Linked DNA regions of Homo sapiens: all the other regions are linked to region 1. A link is a loop called in an ENCODE intact Hi-C map of the cell type or tissue named here. Cell type or tissue: A673. All regions are shown on one strand.

Region 1 (5,000 bases):
TAATTCAAATGTTTTTAAATATTTCAAACTGAAACTAAATCTTACCAATGGAGATAAGCCACAAGGACTGCTGGAATAAAGAAAAAAAGGAAAGTTATTAATAGCTGCTTTATTATAAAATACCATTAAAACAAGTATTTCAAATGTAGTATTTTACATGTCTAGAAAGATAGCACACAAAGCAAGATGGCCAGCTAATCCTGTCTCTATGAGCATAGGAAAAAATCCAGGACACAAAGCAAATTCTGAACAGAGCTTACCTCTCTGCAGCAGGGCTTGATAAGCAAAGGGAGAAACTTGAGAGGGTTTTTTTACTTCAGGTAATTGGTAAGAGTGATGGAATTATGGAAGATTGCGACCTTTTTTGTTTTTTTTTTTTCAGTATTATTTTCTATTCCTTTATATGAAATTTTTAAAAGAAGTAAGTATATACAGTATGCTTCAGCTAGTTCTAACCAAGAGGAGCCACTCTAGATCAGTTTCTCTAGCATTCATCAGAAGATGATTAAATGCAGGAAATCACTTCCTCAGCAGCACATCTAAAAGCCCCAATGTGCAGCTCAACCCTTGATGAATTGCAAGCTCTTTACAAGAGCCGAGACCTAGAAGCTACTAGATGGCCTAGGAGACTAGTCTGGAGTCACCTGTGCCAACGCCCCATGTATACATAAGACTTCACCTGGGAGCTGGGAGACACTGCTCTGGGTATGGAGCTTTTACAGGAGCTGCAAACGCAGCCTGTGCCCCTGTTTGGTTGGGGAATTGCTTGTTTTCAATTCCCCTGGAGAGAGAAGAGTGGGGAATAGAACAAGTTAAAACACCACAAACTTTGCTATTCTTATAGAGGTTCAGCAGCTTTTCTTGAATTAATGCCCTTTAGATTGTTGTAAACCTTTGGTTAATTTCCAAAGTTTTGAAGAAAATGATTTTGATAATTTTCCAAGTATTTTCATTGTCGTCATGGAGGAGTGCATTTCCTTGGCTATTCCAGAAGTCCTACCTCCCTTCTGAGATTTTATAATGGTATTTCTTATGGTTATCCCAAATATACTTGGCAAGTCATCTTACAAACCACCAATAATAGCCTCTTAAAAATTCAAAAATTACTTCACTTGGCTAACAAAATAAATGCAAATTAATTCAATAATTATTGAAGAAATTAAATTTTTAAAAATTAAAAAATTGCAATGTTGAAATTGTCAACCATGCTTACCCAGATCTTTTCCTATATTACTAACTGTCCTGGGCTTATCTTAAATACTTCTTGGAAGATTTACTTGTTTTATACCAGGATAGGCAAAGTATGGCCCATGGTGTATTTTTGGACTGTCTGCAAGCACGGTTGCTATAATTTTTAAAAGGTTGAAAACTTTAAATGGTTGTAAAGATGCTCATTAACTGTTTATTAGGCTTCATTAATTTTAAAATATACAGAGACTATCCTGTTCAACTATATTTGTATCCTATTTCTAATTCTCCTAACAATTATATACACTGGCAAAAACTCTTCAGATGATATATAAGGAAAAGGTCAAATATACTACCAAATTCATCCAGCTTTCCAAAGATGCTCAAAATCTTTCTGTGTCTCTCACTCCCTCCCTTAACCCACATACCACATCTGAAAAAAATGATATGTTGCAACGATGCCAGTATTCTAAATGCTTGAAGGGCTTATCACATGCCCTTTCCAAGCTGTGACAGAAGCATGTCCCCTGGACCCCGGCATCCTATCAGTCTCACCTCTGAAGGTGACCCAGCCTCATACTTCACTGAAACAAAGACCATTAGACGCCAGCACTCCCAACTTCTTTTATCTCCACTTTAACATTTCTCCATATAGTAATCCTCGCTTTTCTACTCCCTGCCATCTCAGAAAAGGAATTCTCTCTCCTCTTTTCCACAGTTAGCTTCTCAAATTTGTGCCTTTAATTCTACCCCTCCAAATATTCCAAGACTTGCTCCACTAATTATTTCCTCTCTTGGAATCTTAATCTGATCCTCTTCCCTTGATCCTTCCCCTCAGCCTTTAAAACTCCTAGACCTTAAAACACTCTCTGCGATCTGACAGCCCTTCAGACCAATATACTCCCTATCTCTCTCTCTCCCCTGGTTCAATGACAAGATTTTTGGCCAACTTCTTTCTATTCGGACCTTGCTTTTATTTCCTACTAGGCACCCACAAACCCTTGCTTGTTAAACTGATCTCCTTCAAGACTCAAGAAAAGCGCCATGCGGCTACCTCCTGGAGCTCTCCTGCCCTCTCCTTACCGAAGTCCAAAGTGGTTCTGCTGGGGAACCACCACGCCTGCAGTTCGTGCACCTCTTCCCGGAGCTGCGCCAGGGAATTACGGACCAACAGGAAGGGGCCGAGAAGAAGGGTCTTGGCCACCACCTTTAGCTCCAAGCCTTTTCGATTTTCCACATTTCGGATCCTCCGCCGGAAGGACCTCCCGCCGCCTAGGGCCGACTTTTCCACCTCCTCTACCTCCGGCTCCGGGGCGGAGGCGGGGGGGAAGGGGGAGGCCCGCACCGCCGCTTAGACTGGCTGGGGCGGGAAGACTGCAGCGGCTTCGGGCTTACTCCTTGTTTTTTCATAATCCCTGATAGAGCTGGGTCAATTTCAGGCACAGCCCAGCCGAGTCAGGCGAGGTCCAGAAAGGCCTGACTCGCCTGGCAGCCTCAACGGTCTTGTCCCCGCAGCCGTTGCGGACCTACCGGTCGTCATGGCGACTGTGAAATGTCGGGTGGGGCGCATGCGTTCGAAGCCATTCGCGCCGGCAGTCCCTGCGTGTTCCCCCACGTGCTCCCAAGCGCGCAGCACCCCCGCCTCCGCGCTTCCCCGAGCGTGCAGCTTCCGGTGAGAGCAGCCCCACGCACAGCCCCCCCACCCTCCCCAGCGCCTGCAAGCCTTTGGTGCGCGCAGTCCCCAAGCCTAGATGCGCAGTTCTCACCTTGCGCGCAGCCCCACGTACAGCCCCCGACACGCTCCCAGCCCCACTGGCGCAGAACCCATCACCGCTTGCCCTTCACGCGCTTCATTGGGAGTGCAGCCCCCACCCCGAGCGCGCAGCTCCACGCAGCCTCTCCACACTCTCCCCAGCGCCTGCAGCACCCCCAGTGCGCACAGCTCTGCCAGTAGCTTCCCCGCGCGCCGCCTCTGCACGGCTTCGGGCCATAACCTTGCTGACGACTGAGTCTGAAGAACTTACGGTGGTTTCATTCTTTTCTTCAGATTTAGTCTTAGCTCTGACATTTTAACCAAAAGGTTACACGTTAATTAACGAGGTATTAAAGGGGAAGATCTCAGCTGAAAGAAATGACTGTAGGAAGTATGTCAGGGAAGCCAACGGAACCGCCGGCCCGCCGGTGGTGCGCCCGGCATGAGGGACGTCTCTGCTCTCCTACGATCGCTGAGGTATCGGACAGTCAGTGCCCGTTACCAAAGCGGAGGGAACGGGCCGAGACTGCGGGCAACACGTGGCAGAGCCCGCGTGAGTCCGGTGGGTCTGATCCCAGAGCCTCAGGTTGACGCGACTTCCTTGGCACGGGACAGCGTTTACTGAATCTTAGAGCAAAATGCTTTTCCAATAAGGTTCCTCAGAAGTCATCAGCCCTAGGAGCGGTGTGCTCAAGCGCTTTCAGCACCAGCCAAGACCAACTAAGAGGGGAGCGCTTAGCTCCCAGTCACCGCGCAGCCCTACAAGAGGCCAAAGCGGCTGTCACAGATGCACTGGGGCCACTGACATTTTCCATGTCCTCTGTCACGGGCCACATGCTGGAGCCCACACCGCTTTACTTCCCATCTGTTTGATGATGGATCAAATTGAACTCCCATATCCTAACTGACCAGTCTAAAGCATGGCTCATTGTGGCCAGGTTAATTTTTCCTGATGCAACACAGCACAAAAATGTTCGTGGCCCACAAATCAAGTCCTAGGCTTGCTCACCAATGCCTTCAATATTTGCCCAATATACCTTTTCAACTTTAATTTCCCACTTCCTCGGGCACAAAATCTTCCATCTCAGTCATTTCAGGTGAAGTCCACAGCCTGAGACATCATAACCGCTGAATTCCTTTATTCATGTGGAAAAGCCATCCCTTGGCTTTTACATTCTTTTCTCCCTGCCCATCTGAATGCTGTCACCTTCCAAGCCCCAGCCCATTTCTCCAGCCCATATTAATTATGCTTTTTCTGAAGGTCTAAAGCACTTAACTGACAGTACTATTTATCTTGTCACTTAGTTAAATTCAGTAAGTGCTACTACTGCTCATTTTTTGTTTTGGGAGATTTTTTTCAAGGAGCATTTCTACATTCCTGGCATTGTGTTTGGTGCTCAAAATGTTTTCTCACTTAATTCTTGCAATAACTGTATGCAAATTTTAAAATCAAGCATCAGGATGTAGTTATTTGCCCAAGTTTTAACAGCTAATAAATTCTATCTGTCCAATACTGCATTTAAAATACAAAGTATTTACGGTGGTTGATAAGAATATATTCTTGAATGGCTAGGCAAACTCAAAATAAAGCACCTTATTTTAAAATATGACTGTTTTAATGTTTTTTGGAACAATAAGTGAAGTGGAGCGATTGTTTTTCTTTTTGGTCAGTTTGTTTTTTCTGGAGTTTCCAATTGCCTTTTGCATCACTTGGTGTCCTGGTGGGATACAAAATGCTCTTACCATGGTCTAGCCCTTGAAAGTACAAATCTGGTCATTTTTATCATTTAAAAAATTAATCTTTTTATAAGAATGTTCATTGTGCTATTATTTATATCGTTAAAAAATAGAAGTGGCCTCAGTATCAAACACTAAGTTATGAAACATTCATATAGTGAAGCATTACAGCCACTAAAGTCATTTTGCATGGATATTTAATGATATAGGAAAATAGTCATGATATAATGTTAAAGGAAAAAAGAAGCAGGATATATTTTATGATTCATATGTTTAGTAAACACATAAAATTAACTGTGTGCCATGTGCTGCTCTAAATCTT
Region 2 (5,000 bases), 1.9 Mb after region 1:
TTATGTTACTTGAAATAAACCAGACACTGAAAGACAAATGATGTTACTTATAAGTAGAATCTAAAAAGTTCATCTCATAAAAGCAGTGAATAGACCAGTGGTTACCAGCAAGTGGGGAAAGGAGAAAGTGGAGGGGAAATAGGGAGGATCGGTCAATGGGTATAAAGTTACAAATAGATAGGAAGAATGAGTTCTATTGTCTTATTGCACAGTAGAGTGAATATAGTTAACAATAATGTATTGAATATTTCAAAATAGCTAGAAAGAACATTTTGAATGTTCTTACTACAAAAAAATGATAAATGTTTGTGATGATGGATATGCTAATTACCCTGATTTGATAATCACACAATGTATATGTGTATCAAAACATCACATAGTACCAAATATGTACACATATTTATGTACGTATTTGTATCTTATGTACACAAATATGTACAATTATTTTGTGTCAATTGTTTCTTTAAAAAGCACCAAATGTATATTAATTACATTACTAATGATAGGATGTCTTCATGACAGGAATAGAGAAACAAACTACACATGTATGTATAATAGATGGAAATATTTAGAGCTATAAAGGGGCCTAAAGAGTTAAAAGGATACCTAAAAATATATGGAAGAATATACAAAATAAATGAAGGTACACAGTGAACAATAACTTTGTCTTGTCTATCCTATGCCCTCCCTGTACCTCTAAGACTATTCTACACATAGTCCATGCTTGTAAATATTAGTTGAATAAAGAAATAAATGTAGATATATGCATGTGTGTATATATAAGGGTATACACACATACACAGACACACACATAACATAATTCTGAAGTATTTATAGAATTCAGTCATTGATCTGCTTTGAAATACAGGATAAAATAAGTTGTTTCTCTGATTTAGGAGGACAAAGGTAGAAAGGAAATAAAATCTATACTAACAGGTTACCCAAATGTTAGAAATATACAAATGAAATTCTTCATATATGATTTAAAATAATTTTTAATGCTAACTATGTTTATGTAGTTGAATAATTTTTTCCATTAGAAAATAAAAATAAAAACTCATAAATAGCCTGCGGGAGGAAATTGCATATGTGACTAACATAAAAGCATTAGCTTCTGAGAGATAGCTACAGAAAGGCTTTGCTGCTTGCAGGATGTCTAATCAATCAGATATCTCAGGATAGACTTTCCAAGTACCTGCTTGGAAATTTGATTATTTTTTCAGGTCTGTTCCTGTGGTTTTAATTAAGCTAAAGATCATATCAATGTTTATACTTGACATAAATGATTCCATTTCCAACTGCTTTCCAGATTTCTAAATAGCATGTGCATCAAGGATAGAAGACACTAAAGGTTACATATCATTTCACACAGAGACTATCCTTTTCCCATTATACATTCTTGGCATCTTTGTTGAAAATCAACTAACTGTAAATGTGTGGATTTAATTCTAGGCTCTCTATCTTGTTCCATTGGTTCGTATGTCTTTTTATGCCTGTATTATGTTGTTTTGATAAATCAAATCTATTTTAACCGGAAAGTTCAATCCATTTAAATTGATTGTGATTACTAATATATTTGGATTTATTTCACATATCTCATTTTATGTTGCTTTATAATAATAATTTCCCCTTTCTTGCCTTTTCTTGGATTAATGGACTATTTCCCCTCATCCCATTTTTGTTTCCTGTTTCTGCTTTGAAAGTTTATTTTGGTCTTTATAGTAGGTACCCTAGAAATTGTAATATGCATATTTAACTTTTTTGAATTTTAAAGAGAATCAACATTTTTACTCTCCTTCTAAATAATACAAGGATTCCAACCACCATCCCCTTCTACTTACATGGGGTATTGTTGCTTGACATATTTCTGCTGCCTATTTACTTACTATCTCTCAGCTCCAATCCTACTCTGTTCTACTCTGCTCTGTGCTGGGACTCTGCGGAATATCTTTCCCAGACTCCCTTGCCCACTAACTGCCTATTGTGTTTTGTTACTAGGGTTACATAATGGGAGTGAAAGGTGAGAAAAGAGGAAAACAACATTGCTTCCAATTGTTCCAGTTCTGGTCAGTGTTGCCCATCAGTAGCTTCATTGGTCCAGCCTTCAGCTTTTTTCAAAACTCCTCTAGCCTTAGCAATTTCCCTCAGAGCAACTAGCATCCTCCAGTGGCACCCACTGTGAAATGTCCTTGTTGAAGCTTACTGTAAATGCGAAAACAAATGAGTGAAAAATGCAAGAAAGGTTTCAAACCAAATACAATGTTATAATGACACCTTGTGGATATGGGCAGTATACCACTGACCAAGCTTCAGTGAAATGCAACATTAGCTGTAAAATCACCAAACATAAAATACTACACATTTTGAAACTAAAAACTAAAAATAAAAAAAAGCTACTTAATGTAGAAAAAAATGAATAACAAATAAACATAGAGTAATAGAAACTACAAGTTGGTGATCTCTTTTCCATATTCCTGTGAGACACAGCACTAGATCACTCCTTAAAGACTCGTTTTCTTCCATTCAATTTACTGCCATTTTAATTTTCCCGAGTTTAAGGCCTCCTTTTTCTTTTCTTATAAATCAGTGTTTTTCATCCTTTTCTGAGAATTAAATTTTTTAATGTTCATTATATATATTTTTTTCTAGTAGTGTCTTGCAGAAGTCTACATTAAAAATTTCAATTTGTCAAAAAAAAAAAAAAAAAAACCCTGAGGTTTTAGCAACCTATCTTTGTAAATTAACTGTTTTTGTGTGAGGTAATGAAATTAGCCCTGATATAATCACAGTGTATTCATGACTTTTTCTAATTTTTCTAAATTTTGCCTTTTGCTAATAACTTGTTTTTTAATAACAACCTATTACTTTTTATGATGTTTGTGTCAGTTACCACTTAAGCAGAATCTAATCGCTTTCGTATTCTATAATTAAATTAATGTGGACATTTAGTACACTATATAATATTATTAGAAAACAAGAGATTTGGTTTGAGAAGACCTAAATTCAAATCTAACTTGGCTATTTATTAGTGAAACCAGGGGCAAGTTACTTTGACTTAAATTAACCTGATTATAATCATCTGTAAAACAAAGATTATAAACATGAATAACAAATTTTAAAATATCCAGCAGTAAAATGTATATAAAACATTTATATACTGTAAAGCATTACACAGATACAAGTAGTTAAAATAGCATGTATGCATTACATTCAATATTTTATTCATAAGAGTCTACTTTAGAATTTTATGTGAAATTTAAAGTAGCTCATTCCATGCATCTGGCAAACAAAATCATCCCATAATTTCTGAGGATCTGTTTTTTACAAGATACTGTAAGAGACATAGAGGCAAATGTTACCAGTGACTGCCCGAAAGTTTTATAATTTTATTGAGGATTCATGTATACTTGATAAGTTGTTGCAAAAAGAGATTTAATTCATCAAGACGTGATAAGAGCTGTAGTCTTGGGTGACATCACAGAAGAAGTATTCAGCTGGGTATGGAATAGAACACAGATGAGGAAGGACATTTAATGATGAAAATACAGCATGAACAAAGGAATTATTTGGTTTTTCCTTTTCTTAGCACTGTTATAGTATTTCCTGTTAATACAACTCACTTTGTCTCCTAACTATAACTTGTATTGATAGTATTATTATATGTGTATTACATGTGTAGATGTCATGTTTCTCTGTATAAACTATATGTTTACAAAGTATACAGATGTCTAATATAAGTCACTTATTTTACCAGGTGCTGGAGATTTACCATATATGGGTGATTAACCCATTAACAGTGTATGAAAAAGCTGCACCAGAGCATGTACAAAGTACTTCAGGGTCGCAGAGAAGAGGTGATTAATTCTAAGCTTCAGAACAGCGCAAACTAATTTTTGCATTTTGTTCATATCACCCCAGAGCACCAAGCTTTACATTAGCTTTATAATAGGTACTCAAAACGTTAATAAACAGATGAACTAATGAACAAACAAAAAATGCAGACAAGAACAGGCTGACAATCCCATGGGAATTACCCAGACTTGTTGGAAGGAAAAAAGTGGGAAAGTAAATTGGTGCCCAATTTTTGGAGATATGGAATCTTGGATGAAAAAGATTAGACTTGGGCCAGGCACAGTGGCTCATGCCTGTAATCCCAGCATTTGGGAGGGCAGATCACTTGAGGCTAGGAGTTCAAGGCCAGCCTGGACAACATGGCGAAATCCCGTCCCTACTAAAAATACAAAAAAAAAAAAAAAAAAAAATGAGCCAGACATGGTGGCGCGCGCCTGTAATCCCAGCTACCCAGGAAGCTGAAGCATGAGAATTGCTTGAAACCAGGAGGCAGAGGTTGCCGTGAGCCGAGATCACACCGCTGCAATCCAGCCTGGGCGACAGAGCAGAATCCATCTCAAAAAAAAAAAAAAAAAAAAAGGATTAGACTTGAAGTTCTTCAAAGTGTATGGTAAACACAACTCACTTTTATGTACTTCAGGGGAAACAAGAAGTGAAAACTGTACATGATTCCAAAGAACTATCCCTTGTGGGATTTAACTTTTTAACAGCCCAACACTCTGAGCCTGACATGGAAAAGACGGCCAGTGTGTATTTGTTTTAATTAATTAGTGCATGGATGGATAGATGGATGGATGGATGGATGGATGGATGGATGGATGGATGGATGGATGGGAGTAGCTTAGGCAACTAATAATCCCAATTAATAGGTCACTTAACAGAACTTCTGCCTTTGAAAGGAAGACTTCAATTTACCAGGGATGGTGTCACCTGGTTTTTTTTTTTTTTAATTGGTAACAACTGCTTCATTTTGTAAAATATCTAAGTATTTGATTCCATGGAGCAATGTTATTTAAGATTAAATGATTGTACTCTTGAAGAAAGGTAACATTCATATAACCAACACTATGTGCAATTTACATCCTTTTGTTTGTTTGTTTTGTTTTGTTTTGACAGGAAGTTTCGCTCTGTCACCCAGGCTGGAGTGC
Region 3 (5,000 bases), 1.3 Mb after region 1:
TAAGAGAATAATGGATAATAAATGTTTATTGGATCAGATAGAATTCCTTTAGCAGGGTGAATTTTGTTTGGGAATATTATTTTCTAAAGTTATCTAGTGAATAGAAGTTTGAATTTTGGATAAAAATTATATATTTATAAATCAGAAAATATGGCATATTGTATTTTCCAGAAATGGTTACTGCAATATATCCAATCCCACATGCCTTTCTTACAACATGAGCTTGATATTCCTCCCATTGTGTAGTGGCTTCTAACTCTCTCCCCTTGAATGCAGGCAGACCTCTTCTGTGACTGCCTTAACCGATAAAATACAAAAGAAGTTATTCCGTGTGATCTCGAAGGCTAGGTCATAAAAATGTGCACTTTGCCTTGCTCACTTGAATGCTAGCTCCTGGAATTCAAACACTATGCTGTGAGCAATCCAGCAATTTCAGACAACATCCCCAGCTAAGGTCGCAGCCAACAGCCCCTATCATCCACTAGACATGTGAGTGAGTGAGACTTCAGGTGACCCCAGACCCCAGGCTTCCAGTAAACCTGGGAAGCCAGCTCAGTTGACATTGTGTGGAGAAGAAATGAGCTGTTTCCACTGAGTCCTGCCCAAATCAGAGTTCTGTGAACATTAGTGATTATTGTTTATTTAACCACTAAGGTTTGGGTGAATGATTACGCAGCACTGTGGAAAAATAATACATATGTAATGGGAAAAATAATATATACGTGTATAAGCTCTTTGTATCACTTATTATTCATTAATTTATGTACCAAAATTTATTGGATAGCTACTGGTAAAAATGTACTAGTAGGCCAATCACTGTGCTAGTCACTGGGTGTACAAGTAGCAATAGGGGGTATATTCAACACACTGCCTGGCATAGATTTTTTATGGGTCTATAATACTTTTTGGTGTGAGAATACCAATAGAAACCTAATTCACTAAGCCAAAAAGAGAATTATTAACAATCTTAATCATTTTTGGAAGAAGTTATAGAATATCTCTCAACGATAAAATTGCTGATTTACTTAGCATATCGTAATTTTAAAGAATTCATGAAGGCTCACTATGAAAATAACTGGAAAATAAACACAGTGTGACTATAAACAATTTCATTTATATAGTTATTTGTTCATTTTTGTGAACACATCAGAATGAATGTATTCAAATAAATTTACCCCGTATAGGAGTCACTTCAGGAAGATTTATATTTGTCCAGGTAGCAACACCATTGCTGAAAACATTTTGGGACCCTTTGGCAGTTGAATAAAGGAGGTTTATAAATCAAAGGGAGCTTAAATATTTTAATTATATCTAATTTTTGATCTCCAAATTATTGTTATACTCCAACTTAATTAGTAACTTTAAGATTTGATCTCCATTGATAGAATTTTTTTAATTTATACTCACTCTCAAAGACAGATCTGCTGTCACTGAACATATTAAAAAGAGCGTGACAATGCTTCTAAGGGGAAGTACAAATTGTCTTCAGTAACAAATGAGTTATTGAGATACTTATATAGGTCACTGATATAATGTCTTTAAATTGGACTCATTTAGCTGTGTATGTTTGGGTACATTTGATAAAATCCAGAAATCTTACATTTATACCTTACAAATTTAGCTTAATGAAATCCAAAATGTAAACTTTTAAGCCTTAGTATGACTGATAAGGTAATTCTTAACTCAATGAAAGTTATAATAGAATGCAGATACATGCACGCGTATGTTCATTGCAGCCCTATTCACAATAGCAAAGACATGGAATCAACTCAAATGCCCATCAGTGATAGACTGGATAAAGAAAATGTGATATATGTATATGTGATATGTGATATGGAATACTATGAATATATACTATACAGAAAAAGGAACAAGATCATGTCCTTTGCAGGGACATGGATGGAGAAGGGAGGGCATTATCCTTAGCAGACTAATGCAGGAACAGAAAACCAAATACCTCATGTTCTCACTTATAAATGGGAGCTGAACATTGAGAACACATAGACACAAGGAGGGAAACAACACCCACTAGGGCCTGTCAGGGGTGCAAGGGGAGGGAGAGCATCAGGGTAAATAGCTAATGCACGTGGGGCTTGATACCTAAGGGATGGGAAGACAGGTGCAGCAAACCACCATGGCATACATTTACCTACGTAAAAAATCTGCACGTCCTGCACTTGTACCTGGAACTTCAAATAAAATATTTTAAAAATAAAGAAAGCTATAGTTGCCTTAAAATAAAATTTTAAATAAGAGTACATAACTTAACCCACAGAAAAATGAATATTTAACAGTGTGAACATATAATATTTAATATTCATATAACAGCGAACATATATATAAAGCCAATGATCACATAACATTCAAATGATGTGGCCAGCACCATTCTAATTCTTTTCTTTTTATATGAATACTTGAGTACAGACTGCCCCGTTGATAATCCTATGCTTGTTTCAGAGTTGACATTCAAGAAGGTAATAGATTTCTTGCAGAATAACTTAAATAATATTACTTGAAAGGAAAAACTCTTCCAGGGTGAATTCTAACATTCTACTATCATAAATTTAATAAAAAAGGCATCTGGATCCCTTCATGGAGCATTATTGCTTAATACAAATAGAATTTGACATCCAGTGACTGTATCATAACTCTACAAACACAAAACCACATTTCAATTAAGTTAAACCTATCGTTAGCAGTAGAATGCCCCAACTTCCACAAGGAAGTGGAAATGAAGCAGCCTATCACCAACCTCACATAGCCAAGTACTTTCAAATCATTTCATATTGTATTAAATAATTTAATGCAGAATTAAAGTTCTCCCCCTTGTGGTCAGTTACTTAAATTTCCTGATTACCTGTGGACAGGATGTATGTAGTAAAAACAGTGCATAGATTTTAAGAGCATACAGAGAGAACCCAAAAAGTACCTTTCAAATATCTGTTTGACTCCTCTTATTCCACAGATAAAGATTCTGAGACCTAAAGACATTAAGGTGTTTTGCCAATGGTAAAAGGAAATGTAACAGTATACTGGTATAACAGTGTAACAACAGTAACAATAAAAGCAAGATAACAGTATTCTCCCATTTAGGGTCTTGTGATTATTAACTTCACCACATTAATTATGCAGACCTTTATTCCTCTACAAGTAAGTAACTTTAAGCAAATTATGCCTGTCTACTCACTTTTTCTCATTAGTTTAGAACTTTTTATTGGTATGGACAGTTTATAATATCTGAGAAAAATTTTATATTAGCTGGCCTCATGTTGAGTTGCTATACAAAAAAACTAGTTCTTATTACCATTTCTGTGTTTTCTTATATTTTTGAAAGACCAACTTTGATACATTTTATTTTGGTTATTTGTTTAGTTGTTAATTTCTAACAATGGTTGGACTTTGGATTTATTAAAATACTTTTGCTAGTATGTTTCTATATAGGCAGAAATGTAAAAGAGATTTTCCATACAATTTAGACCAAATATATTTTATTTAAGCATAAGTAGATATAAATTTCAAATGAAAAAGAAACCATTTTTAACTGAATGTGAATATTTATAGAATTAGTTCACCTGTAATTTCAGTTGAAAAGATTACCATTTATCCTTAAAGAGGATATGAAGAGAATAATAGTGTTGTCAAGGCATTCTTCTCTTTCCCTGATCACTCTAGTTGCACACTTCTCTAATTCATTCTAATTAATGCCATGACCTCAACTCCCATCTAAGAGATAATGACTTCAAATACATGTTTGTATCTTCATTAATTCATTTAACAAATATGTGTTATACAACTATGTTGTTTGCATTCCTGCCTACACCCTGAAGATACAATGGTAAAAAAGACAAGGCCAGTGTTTCCAGTGAGCATATACTCTGGAAGAGGAAACAAAAAACAAATAAACAAATAGAGAAAATGACTTCAGATGGTTTCATGTGCTATGAAAAAAGTCATAATGTTGACAGTAACTAATGGGTCTGGTTTACATTCGGTGGTCAGTGAAGCCTTCTCAAACTGAGATCTGAATGAAAAGAGGTGGGGTGGTAACGGTCAGAACATTCTATATGACAGAACAACAAGTGTAAAGGCTCTGGGGGAGGAGCAAGCTTGGTGTGTTGAAGGACAGAAGGAATACCAGAGAGACCAGAGTACTGGAAGCAAGAGGGGAGTGAGGTTGGTGACAGTGGCCAGGGTTACACTATGTAGGGCCTTGTTGCCATGATTAGGGGTTCTGGATTTAATTCTACATGTTTTCTTCACTACTACACCAAATTCCACCTGGCCTCCAGTCCTCATGCAGGGCCTTCTCAAGAAGTCCCACTGGAACCCCACAGGCATCTGCACCTCCACATGCACTAGATGAATGCATCATTCCCTGCCGCCACATTCCTTCAACCTACCCCTCCCTATACCCTCTTTGTTGCTATAAAATGAACCACTCTCCAAACGGCTGCTAAGTCAGAAATTCAAAAATTATCCTAGATTCCTTTCTTTCTTTTTATGATTGACAGCCAATCAATCCAATCCTCATCTGTTTTCCACAGTGTTCCCATTGTCTGATCTTGTTTCTGTGCCCTGCTTAGGCATTTTCCTCACTCCAATTTCTTCTTCCTACTCTCTCTTCTCAGTTATGTCATGTTTCTATCAAACATAAAGACAGTATAGCAGAAGGTTTAATCAAGAGAGCCACTCTGGTGTCAAATTGCTGAACTGAAACCGGGTTCTACAACTTTTTAGAAGTGTAATTTGTTTCTTTACCTTTCTGTACCTCAGTTTCCTCATCTGCACAATGAGAGTGATAACAGGATCTGTATTTTACGATTAGTTATTGGTGTTAACCCATAAAACAATGGTGTAAAGTTCCCATCATATGGTGACATCTTTGAAGAACGTTTAAACACTTCATTACAGAATTCACAGTTTGAAACAGTTAAATTCACTGCAACAAAACTGTGCAAACCTCATCTTTTAAGTAATATTCTCAGATTCATCTGTCACAT

The links. Hi-C counts contacts between places; a loop is a spot of excess contacts. Peaks named below come from ENCODE experiments on the same cell type or tissue, not always from the same donor. Only the 100,000 strongest peaks of a DNase experiment are listed, where the experiment ranks them.
Region 2: a loop joins it to region 1, with 6 times the contacts of the local background. A loop is called at or near these places in 8 of 110 quality-filtered maps.
Region 3: it touches region 1 in a loop (6-fold over the local background); 9 of 110 quality-filtered maps call a loop at or near these places.

The regions. Positions count from the first base shown.
Region 1 is chr7:90,117,137-90,122,136 of GRCh38, reverse strand. The region is part of intron 2 of STEAP2-AS1 (STEAP2 antisense RNA 1); the gene reads left to right. It also overlaps the pseudogene DPY19L2P4. Among named protein-coding and RNA genes, the nearest start is that of STEAP1, 35 kb to the left of the region's middle. In A673, no CTCF peak of the experiment used is centred here; a DNase peak (open chromatin) is centred at 2,776; H3K4me3 peaks cover 1,491 bases; H3K27me3 peaks cover 1,671 bases.
Region 2 is chr7:88,240,719-88,245,718 of GRCh38, reverse strand. No RefSeq gene overlaps it. Among named protein-coding and RNA genes, the nearest start is that of SRI, 23 kb to the right of the region's middle. In A673, a CTCF peak has its summit at 2,284 (motif pointing left); a DNase peak (open chromatin) is centred at 2,228; H3K27me3 peaks cover 373 bases.
Region 3 is chr7:88,787,477-88,792,476 of GRCh38, reverse strand. The region is part of intron 1 of ZNF804B (zinc finger protein 804B); the gene reads right to left. Among named protein-coding and RNA genes, the nearest start is that of TEX47, 5.8 kb to the left of the region's middle. In A673, a CTCF peak has its summit at 2,825 (motif pointing left); no DNase peak of the experiment used is centred here.